2 separate regions of the Mus musculus genome follow, and region 1 is linked to region 2. Evidence: chromatin loops called from intact Hi-C (ENCODE). Cell type or tissue: heart. All regions are shown on one strand. Links, peaks and the distances in the headings refer to the core of each region. The heading gives the core; the rest is flanking DNA.

Region 1 (5,381 bases), core at 276-5,275, 470 kb before region 2:
GCAAACTAAAATTCATTAACACCAACCCACAGTCTAGGACAATTGAGATGTTCTGGGCTAGTGGTAGTACAAATGCTCTCTAGAAACTAGAAAGTTACCAAAACTGCTCTTACTTTAGCTAAAGCATTCTATATCTGCATCAAACTCTTTATAATTTTTATATTGGAATGATAGCAAATGAAAAATACTATGAACGTAAATTGAATCTAAAAAGCACAATTGTAGCAATTGACAAGCCAACTCATTGGATACCACATATTAAACTGAGACTACCGCTTTTATAACAATTTAAATAAATTGAGTACTTTACCTTTTAATGGACTTTCTAAAAGACTGGCATGCTTTGTTTTCACATGAATTTCCATATCTTGACTACACCCCTCAATTTTTCCACAAAATGGACATTCGGGAGGACTGTATGTTGTTTCATAAATTGATCCTTGGGCCTCAGACAATCCAGGCTTCTTTTCTCTGCTCTTTTGGTACTTTCTAGATTCAGTTATGTTCTCTGTATAAAAAGCTTCATGCTTTACAGTCCTATCTTTAGGAAGGCTTTCAGATGACTCTTTTGGAAAGCTAGATGCACAAGCTGAATGAATGCCTGAAGTAACTTCCGCTGTACTCTGCAGGTTGGTGTTCTTTCGGTCTGAATGTCCATATTGCACTGCAGCTAGCTTCTCAGAGTTTTTTTCTGGTGCATTTTGTTCAAAATGAACAGTTTCGATATGAAAACATATTTCGTTGTAATTTATACCTGACAACTTGCAAAATGGACAGATAATTTCATTTTCCATGTGAACAATTAGGTGAGCTTTCATATCTGGTTCTGAGTTTACAGTTTCACCACATATGTTGCAGGAAAGCATGGCAGAGCATGGGCCTAGAATAGAAGTAAAACAAAATTGTAAATTTGAAAGTCAAAGTTGAAGAAAAGCACATTTCATAAAAATGATTTGGGACTCTTCTGTGGAGTATTTAGAGCTATATTAGCTTTGGCAAAGAAAAATTCACTGTACTTATCATTCCTTAAATAAACACACTTATTTATAATATGTCCTAAGAAAGCCTAGCTACAGGTCAAGCATTCTTAATCCAAAAATTTAAACTCCATATGCTCCAAAATCCAAACCTTCTGAGCTGACATGTCCCAGTGGATCTATGCCTGATCTCAAACCTTCTGAGCAGACAGGTCCCAAGTGGATCTATGCCTGATCACACGATGTAGGACAGTCAAAACACTGGCACACTGAAAATAGAAATACATACAGAGAAATATGTTTTAAAATACAAGCTATATATGACACAAACAAACTTTATGTTTAGTATTGTATTTCTACATATTCTAGATAAAGGATATTGTGCCTGAATGTCAAGATATCAGAGGTAATAATAAGAAAATTTATGAGTAAAACATTTCAACAAGGCATTGGTGATACACCCTTTTAATCTCAGCACTCCTGAGGCAGAGAGCAGGTGGATCTGTTAGTTGGAGGCCAGCCATAGCTGAGTTCCAAACCATTCAGGGCTGCATAGTGAGACTCCATCTCAAAAAACAATAATACAAGGCATTTCGTCCAACAGGTAGAAAAAAAAGTATATTTAATAAGTTGTCCATGTAAAATAAAGTAAAACAGAAGGCTAATGTTGATCAACATATTTACTTGCATGTAGTAGAATGAGGAGGGTAAATCCACCTTAGTTCACTTCAGAGCTTTATATGTGTCAAACTTAATACCACTGCTGTGGTTTTACATACATGGAAACCCTGGACCAGACAGGTCACTACAGTCAGATAACGATGGAAGGTAAACACCGCAGAGCCCAAAGGTAAAAGCTGTGAGCATTGTAGGAAAACAGCACTTACCGCCAAGATCTAGGAAACTGGGGTATAGACGCTGGTTTCATTAGGTTAGCTAACAGCTCAACCCTCGGAAGTTCATTTTCAAACGAGTTATGAGATTGATGGGCTAATGGGAGATGGACTACTTGTAGGGAGGTGCTAAAACAAAACAAAACCTTTTAACGCAATCACAAACCCAGACCTTCCCCTAGACTATCACCTGGCTGTCACGTATTTTAGTAATAGGAAGGAAAAACGAGGGCAACTATTCCCTTCATCTAATTTCAGCTTTACAAAATCTTTCTACATTTTCCTTTTTCTCGTTTCTCTTCAGACAGTAATAAGTTTCTGTTTCTAGAAGGAAGTTCTATCGATACCTAGTTTCGTTTCTTCCAAGGACTGGGGCACTGCAGATAAAGGACACACTACAAGTAAGGGGGGACCTTCGAAGGGCTAGCCTGGGTACGGGATGGCGAAGGTGGTAAGGCCCGAATCTGTCAAAGTTCTGAGCCAACGTCGCACCGGTGGGGCGCAGGGAACCGGACCTGCGGCCACCCGGAGCCGGCCTGCAGACCCGGACCCACGGCTAGACCGCCGCTCCTCCCCACCGCAGGAGCCAGCCACCGCCCGAAAGCGCGCCCCACACAGCCCGCCCGATCGCCAAGGACAGACCTCCCGAGACTGCCGCGCCGCGACCCAAAAGAGAGCCCAGGCCTCCAAGAGTCCTCCGCAGTCACAACAGACCTTCCTCACTGGCCAGAGAGGGTAGAGATCCCAGCATGCCCCGCTGCAGATCCGTCTGAGTTGCGGTGCATTGTGGGACTTGTGAGGGATTTTTGCAACTTTCGCTTGCACATCAGAGCATCACTGCCCCTCCCACCTTCCAGTTGCAGTTTCCACTCCAGATATGCTAAAACCGTAACTAGATTCTGAGTACATTTAAATGTCTGATTCTGCGGCAAACACCTGTTCCTGTTTACACAGTATCTGAGCTCTAAATTATGTTCTGCGGGTTAATTAAGACAAGTTCCTTTGTCAATATTACAAAGTTGCTTATCCAGTGTTAACAGTCTGTTTCTCCCTCTGGGGGATTGATCTACGAGGCAACTACGGACGTGTTTAAATATGAGGATGACATAATCTGACAAGTATAATATTTTTAAATTATTGGGTATCGTTGAACGTGATGCATGGAGGAAATACTATTTCCTTTAGTAGAATTCCTTCTTTTAGTAAAAAAAAAAAAAAATTCGAAGTCATTGTAAGAGTGAAAGTACTCTTACAGAACATTTTCAAGCTAAAAATGAGCACATTAGCAGTTAACCATTAGCTGCGAGGCCAACAACAATGAAATCATTTCTCCAGAGGTATAAAAACGTTCAGAAAACAGAACTTTGTGGAATGTCTAAACAAGGGGCAACTAAAACTCTGCTTCCAGATTTCCTCCTTCATCAGCTTCCCACTTGACTCGTCTTTTCCTCCAAGACAGTATTAGTTAACGAAAAAAGATGAACTGGCCATCTTCTGTAACCAGGTTGTTATGCCCAGTTTGCGGGAACCCCAGGAGACTGCCAGAAATTGGAAGACCAAATGTAATATACAAAGAGTTTTTATTAACCGGGACCCGGTTCGCTATCTTTCCCAATGCACAGTGACCCCTAAATCTAGGGGTTTAAGGTATATATAGGAGGATGCATAAACTGGGGCTCTCAACCCCTGGTGTTACATGATTGGGAAGAGGAAAAGAGAACCGATAGTATTTGTTCAGACAGGGAGGAGGAATTGCGCAGCTGGAACAAGACCTTTTTGACCTGGGAAGACATAACTTATCAAAGACCAGCGTGTTTTTATAACGCAGTCACAGCTGCCTGAGAATGAGTGGACTTTATCACTTCGAGAATACTAACTCCTGTCTCCTTCAAAGGTCGGAGCCATCTGTGCTTGGGAGAGTGCTTTTATGAAGGAAGGATCACAATATTCCGGCGCCAGATTGGGCTCTCTTTTGTCTGCCCTCTTCATAAGGCCTGAAGCATCTATGTTAGGGGAAAGGGGTACTAACTGCTCTGGCTGCATGCAGGGACAGGAGAGTGCAGTATTTGACGCGCAGAGATTGGGGCAGGTTTCCTGTGTTTCTTCACAGGCAAAGCTTCCAGTGGAGGACAGGAACACCAATGCAGCTACAAAACCTGCTACCTACAACCTGCCTGTAAGATGTGCTGGAGCAAAGGTGGCACAGAACTTGAGGGAGTGGCCAACCAATGACTGGTCTAATTTCAGGCCTAGGTCACTAGAGGGAGCAGATTCCCAAAAAAAAAAAAAAAAAAAAAAAAAAAAGATGTTCCAAAAAAATTAAGTTTTGAAACATGTAGTTTGAAGAAATGCTAATTTTTGTATTTAGCTTTTGTGTAGATTTTGACTAAAGGCACATAAATTCGGATCACCAGTATTTATATTGCTTAAGTAAAAGGCTAATGCAAGATTAAAAAAAAAAAAAAAAAAACTTTGCAGAATATCTAAATAAGGGGTAGCTAAAACTCCCCCTCCAGATTTGCTCCATTACCAGTATCCATGAGATTCATCTTTCTCTTCAATCCAGGATTAGTGAGGAAAATGACCCATAAACACAATGTAAATAAATGGGCAAGGCTGGTATCAAGGTGTTGACATGAAAATAGGAAGAAGAAAAACGCAAGTATTTAACTATGAATCAAAGGTGTTGTGTTTGGGGTTAAAGGAGGACTCAGGTAAATTGCCCAGTGATGTAAGAATTATATGCAGCAACAGTAATTCTCTGAGTAAAGTGCAGATCCTTGGGCCAGAACAGGAGTCTCTTATAGGTTTCAAGGAAAGGGTGGTGGGAAGATTTTTTTCTTAAACTTTCTATTGGCCCATGGCTATCCATTTCTAGGGTAACAAGGAGTGGTGAGATGTTTTATTAGGATTTCAATTGCTGTGGGAGGAAAAAAAAACATGAACAAAAACAATTTGGGTAAAAATGTTTATTTCAGCTTATGACTCTTTTTTTTTTTTTTTTTCCCGAGACAGGGTTCCTCTGTATAGCCCTGGGTGTCCTGGAACTCACTCTGTAGAGCAGGCTGGCCTCAAACTCAGAAATCCTCCTGCCTCTGCCTCCCCAGTGCTGGGATTAAAAGTATGCGCTACTACCGCCCACCCAGCTTATGACTCTTATGTCACATTCCATTACTGATGGAAGTCAGAGGCAAAAACCATGAAGTCCTGCTTATGGCTCCTGTGGCTTGCTCAATTTGCTTTCTTGTATGACTAAAGACCACCTGCCCAAGGGTGGCACCACCCACAATAGGCTGGGACCCACCTCACACACTTAAATTGTTAATCAAGAAAATATTCAGTGTCTCACAAGCTTGCCAACGGTGCTGTCTGATGAGGGCATTTTTCTTTCTTTTTTCATATTAAAATTATTGAAAGGACTAGTTTTAATTTTTATTAATTATTTTATTCATTTACATTTCAAATGATATCCCCCATTCCAGGTTACCCCTCTACAGGCCCCCATCTCATT
Region 2 (5,381 bases), core at 197-5,196:
CCTATACCCTCCCCCACCCCTGCCCTGCTCCCCAACCCACCCACTCCTGCTTCCTGGCCCTGGCATTCCTCTGTTTCTAATTGTGGTGTTGCTCAGTCTTAGCACAAACCTTTAATCCCTCTGGCTGGAATTCAGATACACCCTAAATACACCCCTTTAATCCCAACAATGAAGGTAAAGTTAGTTTCTAGAAGGAAACATCCAAGTTTGAAAGTGATATCTAATTGAGTGGCAGATAAAGTGATGAATCAACAGAATAGGATATGCCCAACTCGCAGAAGAGAGAGGAAAGGGAAGCTACTTGAAGGGCTGTGCAAAGAGAGAAAGAGAACTGGGAGAGTTTTACAGAGACAGGTTGCAGAGAGAGAACAAGCTAGACACAGGTGAACACAGAACACGTTAGAGAATGAGAAGGAGCCAGCTAAGAACATACTGCCAAAGTTAGTCTGAGGCCAGGCAGGGCATTCAGTTAGAGGCCTAGAGAAAGGCCAGATGGAAGCAGTCGGTTTGGAGAGGAGTTTTGAGCCAGAACAGTTAAGTTGAACCAGCCAGCTAAAGCTCAGAAAGAGCTAGAAAGCAGTAAGTCTCAGAGACTAAACCTTCTAGGCCTCGATAAGATTGTACATAGGCTAGAACCTTCCAAGACTAGGCCTAGACTAGCAGATGAAGCCAACAATGACGTGAGGGGAGCAAAAGCTACTTTTACATACATACACCATACCAAAAAGGGGGAAAAAAAGTGACTGTGTCATCATATTCAGTTAATTCCAACCACATCGTAAATCACTAAGCCCAGTATGCTCAAGACATAGAAAACACTGTTTTCTGTAACTCAGAAGACAGAGGCTCTCGGGGGCTGGGGGTGGGGGAGTCCAAAGAGTAACTAGAATATATAAAGCTTCTGCTGAGCATTTGGAGAAGTAAGGTTTAAAGAAATTGTAAGTGGTGACACAAAAGGCTTCCTAGGAGGGAAGAGAAGGACGGCGGTGGGAGGGTGATTTCATAATTTAAGTACTTAAGATGAGACCCCACATGATGAAGAGACACTGAATGGAAGGGAAGAGACCCTCCCTCCGGGACAGGCAATAGCAAGCCTTGGCAAATACTCCTCTCCCCCATAAGAATGCAAAAGAACTTTACATCGTCTTTCTGGTAACAGGTTGCTAACCACAGAGAGGCTCCTACTTGTGTGTGGTTGATGTGTGTCCCTAACTATGTCCTGGTGTTCAGCACTCGGTGAGACTTAGGATTTCTATACCAAGCATAACCAAGATTCACCAGGGTATCGTTTTCAGCCTTTAATCAGCACTGCGATTCAAAACTTGCAGTAGAGTATCTTCTGAATCTTCTATCCTAAAATGTGTATGCTCACACACGCACAAAACTGGCTTTTTAACATGACAGAGGTTAAACAACATTCTCCATGAACGACAGTGAATACAGATGAAGGGCATAAGATGAACCAGACTGGAATCTGAACGCCGTGGAAGGAAAGAAATTAGCACCCAGAGAACACTCTGAAAGAGTAGCCAAAGGACCAAGACTTAAATGTCTTTAAACTATGAGAAAGGAAATGAGATCTGTGCAACTGGCAAGCAAAACAGAGCCCCAGCAGGGACACACACCTTTTTTTTTTTTTAAAGCATCTGTATGCTTGAAAACACACCGGAGTGATTCAGGAGCCTCATTTTTGATTTTGGAGAATCTGACCAACTGGGGCACTGACAGGACTACACTGACTGTGGTCTGCACTAGTGATGTGGTGGGTGCTAACCGTAATAGCAAACAATCGGCTGCACACTTAATCCTCGAAAGGTTAATTGAGAAGGAACCCAGATTATTTGCCCAGTGTCACAGGGCTAGGCACTTGGTGCCAGGGTCCCGAACCAGGGACTTTGACTGCAGAGTCCTGCTTAGACTTCTCACTGTGATATTCTTAATTCTTTAGTTTCTTGTGAACCCAAAGGGTCAGAGAAAGCAGGGCGATTAAGATGAGGGTATAAGCCTACAAATAAAGCAATCTAATCCCCTCATATTCTGGGTAGATTCTGTTGAGATTACAACTTTATTTAAAACGCACAGATCAAGTAGTACGTGCACAATAAATGCTTGTTTTCTTCTCTTGGTAAAGACAAAAGGAGGTCTAAGATGTTAACGACTTCTCCCAGTGTTTCTCACAATACTATTTATTATACAGTCTCTCCCTGTATGAAATACTTAAACTCTGACAGGTGATTACTTGGGTGTGCAAAAGGAAAGATGCAGCCATGTTTTCTTGAAGTTCAAAACAAGTGGCTGTACCCACTCAGCTGGTGCCCAGAGGAGTTGGAAAAAATAATAGGGCCTGGGATCAACAAATGACACACAAAGCCCCTGACCCCGCTTTTTCAGGGTTCTACAAGTCGGCTTCCCGGCTCGGTCTTGCGCTATCTTCTGCCCCTGGCTTCCTCCTCAAGACCGCAGAACCCCTGAAAGTACACTTCCGCCCAGCGGCCGGGGACCTACGACACTCTACACAGCCGCCTTTAGAGGCTGTCCGTGCCACTCACCCGGGCGCTCTCGGGCAGGTTGTAGCGGCACAGCGTGTGGTCGAGATCGAAGCCGACCACGTCGCAGGCGCCCAGGGAGAAGTGCTGAGCCATGGCAGGGCAGCGGCGGGTAACGCAGACCGGAAGGCCGGTAGAGCATGCGAGAAGTTGCCGGGACTCTACAAGCGTAACTCGCAGGCAGGACGCGGAGCGGGGCGGGGCTTGACGGGGCGGGGCTTGACGGGGCGGAGCTTGGCGGGGCGGAGGCTTATATAAGACAGACGGGCGGGGCGTGGTCTGGTCGGGAGGAGCTAGTCAAGTAGGGCGGGTTCTGAGCACACTCCCGCGTCTCCAAGTCAGTGGCCTGTCTGCCTCCTGGATCGCCCCAGTTTTGCTGGCTGGTTCAGGCCAGTTCCACGGCTTGCTTCCAGCTAGTACAGTGCAGCAGGAGCTAAAATGCTCAACTAGGACCCTGCTAGCCAATGTCCTTAATGTAGCTTAAGGTTTCACAGAATTAGTGGGAATTCTCGTTCATTTTTCAGGCGCCACACTACTAAATGATACCAGTGAAACCTCATCCCTTGAGGCTTGAGTGTGGGAGCAGTGTGTGAGAAAATTATGAGCACAAATAACTGTTGGACCCTGTGATGGTTTGTATATTCTTGGACTAGGGAGTGACACCATTTGGAGGTGTGGCCTTGTTGGAATAGGTGTGACCAGGTTGGAATAGGTGTGTCACTGTGGGCGTGGGCATAAGATCCTCACCCTAGTTGCCTGGAAGTCAGTCTTCCACTAGCAGCCTTTGGATGAAGACATAGAACGCTCAGCTCTGCCTGCACCATGCCTGCCTGGATGCTGCCATGCTCCCACCTTGATGATAATGGACTGAACCTCTGTACCTGTAAGCCAGCCCCAATTAAATGTTGTTTTTTATAAGACTTGCCTTGGTCATGGTGTCTGTTCACAGCAGTAAAACTCTGACTAATACAGACCCCTTTAGCATACAGTTTGGTAAGTGGACTTTGAAAGTTGAATCAACAGCTTTATTACTCTATAGTTTGGTAATAAGACATGAAAGACATTCCTGGCATCATTTCAGCCATTGGAATGCATTAAAAAATATATTACGTATTATGGAAGACCACCTTACCAAAAACACCAAGGCTGGTTGTATTAGTCAGGGTTCTCTAAAGACACAGAACTTATGGAATGAGTTCTCTATATATTAAAGGAATGTATTGTGATGACTTATAGTCTGTAGTTCAACTCACCGAGCATTGGTCAACTGTTAATAGGAATTCGAAGAGTTTGGTAGTTGCTCCGTCCCGTGAGGCTAGTTGTTTGAACTGGTCTTCTGTAGAAGTAGGTCTTGTGAGACTAGGCTGGGGCCTAGCAAACACAGAAGTGGATGCTCACAGTCAGCTATTGGATGGATCACAAAGCCCCCAATGGAGGAGCTAGAGAACATATCCAAGGAGCTAAAGGGATCTACAACCCTATAGGTGGAACAACAATATGAACTAACCAGTACCCCGGAGCTCTTGACTCTAGCTGCATATGTATCAAAAGATGGCCTAGTCGGCCATCACTGGAAAGAGAGGCCTATTGGACACGCAAACTTTATATGCCCCAGTACAGGGGAATGCCAGGGCCCAAAAATGGGAATGGGTGGGTAGGGAAGTGTGTGTGTGTGGGGGGTATGGGGGATAGCATTCTAAATGTAATTGAGGAAAATACGTAGTAATAAAAAATATTAATAAAAAAGAAAAAGAAAAAGAGTGAATCTTCCTTCTTCCAATGTCCCTGGGTAGGCTTCTATGAGAAAGTGTGGCTCAGATTAAAGGTGCATACCACCATGCCTGGATCTAGGACTTGCTTTGTCCCAGGCTGACCTTGAATCCAGATATCACCTTGCCTCAGTCTCCTGGGATTAAAGGCCTGTACTACCTTGCCTGAGCCTAAGCTTTTCACGGTCATCATGTCTCAAGATCTCCATGACAAGAGCCAGATCAGAAACTTGTGTCTTCCAGCCTCAAAATCTGGATCACAGGTGAGCCCTCCAGTTCTGGATTGTAGTTCATTTCGGATATAGTCAAGCTAACAACCAGGAAATAGCCCATTACACTGGTGGTTATTTGATTATCCTGCTTTTAATTGAGTTTTTCTATGAAGACATCAAAAATGTCATTGATGAATGGAATTCATCAAAAAAAAAAAAAAAGTTTTGTACCCAGAACTTTTGTGAGCAGGCAGTACAGAGTGGTAGGAGTGATGATTTGCCTGATTCAGGATTACACTATTTTAGATTCAGAAAACTCAATACAGTTGGGACAAAGGATGTCAGAACCATTTAACTTTCAGCCTCTGCATGTGAAAAAACAAGTATATTAAGTCTTTTTTTGTCTCATACTTCTCCATTTAAATGAGAAAATACAAATCTTCATACTGTTACTCTAAATTAAAAAAAAAACTTTTCTCTAGTGAGAAAGAGCAATTGAAATGGCATAATGATATAAATAGTTGAGAATTTCACTTAACCCTTACAGATACTAACTCTTAGAAGGTAAATAGACCAAATTAGTTCTGTTAATTATAGTTCAATGGATAGTGCAATTAGTTAGGGTGCTTGCTTATAATACCTAATGGACTCATTTGAAATCACATTGACAACTTTTCTGTTATAATGAGCCTCAAACAAATCTGGAATAGGAACAGGAGAAAGTCCTCTAGAAAATTGAGCGTGTCAGTAATCAGAGATTAAAGACCACTGAGATCCTCCATTCTTTACTGTCTGTGAAGAGAAAAGGCAGGCTTTTTTGTAGCTCACACTGATGTAGGAAACTGGGGTCCATG

The links. A loop is a pair of places that touch in the nucleus more often than their neighbours do. Peaks named below come from ENCODE experiments on the same cell type or tissue, not always from the same donor. Only the 100,000 strongest peaks of a DNase experiment are listed, where the experiment ranks them.
Region 1: it touches region 2 in a loop (2.7-fold over the local background); 2 of 42 quality-filtered maps call a loop at or near these places.

What each region holds. Positions count from the first base shown.
Region 1 is chr10:33,948,619-33,953,999 of GRCm38, forward strand. It overlaps Zup1 (zinc finger containing ubiquitin peptidase 1), which reads right to left and starts at 2,641. Exons shown (of 11, transcript NM_001359455.1): 1 at 2,513-2,641; 2 at 1,130-1,246; 3 at 311-880. The coding sequence starts at 866. In heart, for the core only: no CTCF peak of the experiment used is centred there; a DNase peak (open chromatin) is centred at 2,633; H3K4me3 peaks cover 1,506 bases; H3K27ac peaks cover 1,189 bases.
Region 2 is chr10:34,415,812-34,421,192 of GRCm38, forward strand. Nt5dc1 (5'-nucleotidase domain containing 1) reads right to left here and starts at 2,740. Exons shown (of 12, transcript NM_176968.5): 1 at 2,550-2,740. The coding sequence starts at 2,642. In heart, for the core only: no CTCF peak of the experiment used is centred there; a DNase peak (open chromatin) is centred at 2,770; H3K4me3 peaks cover 1,625 bases; H3K27ac peaks cover 1,293 bases.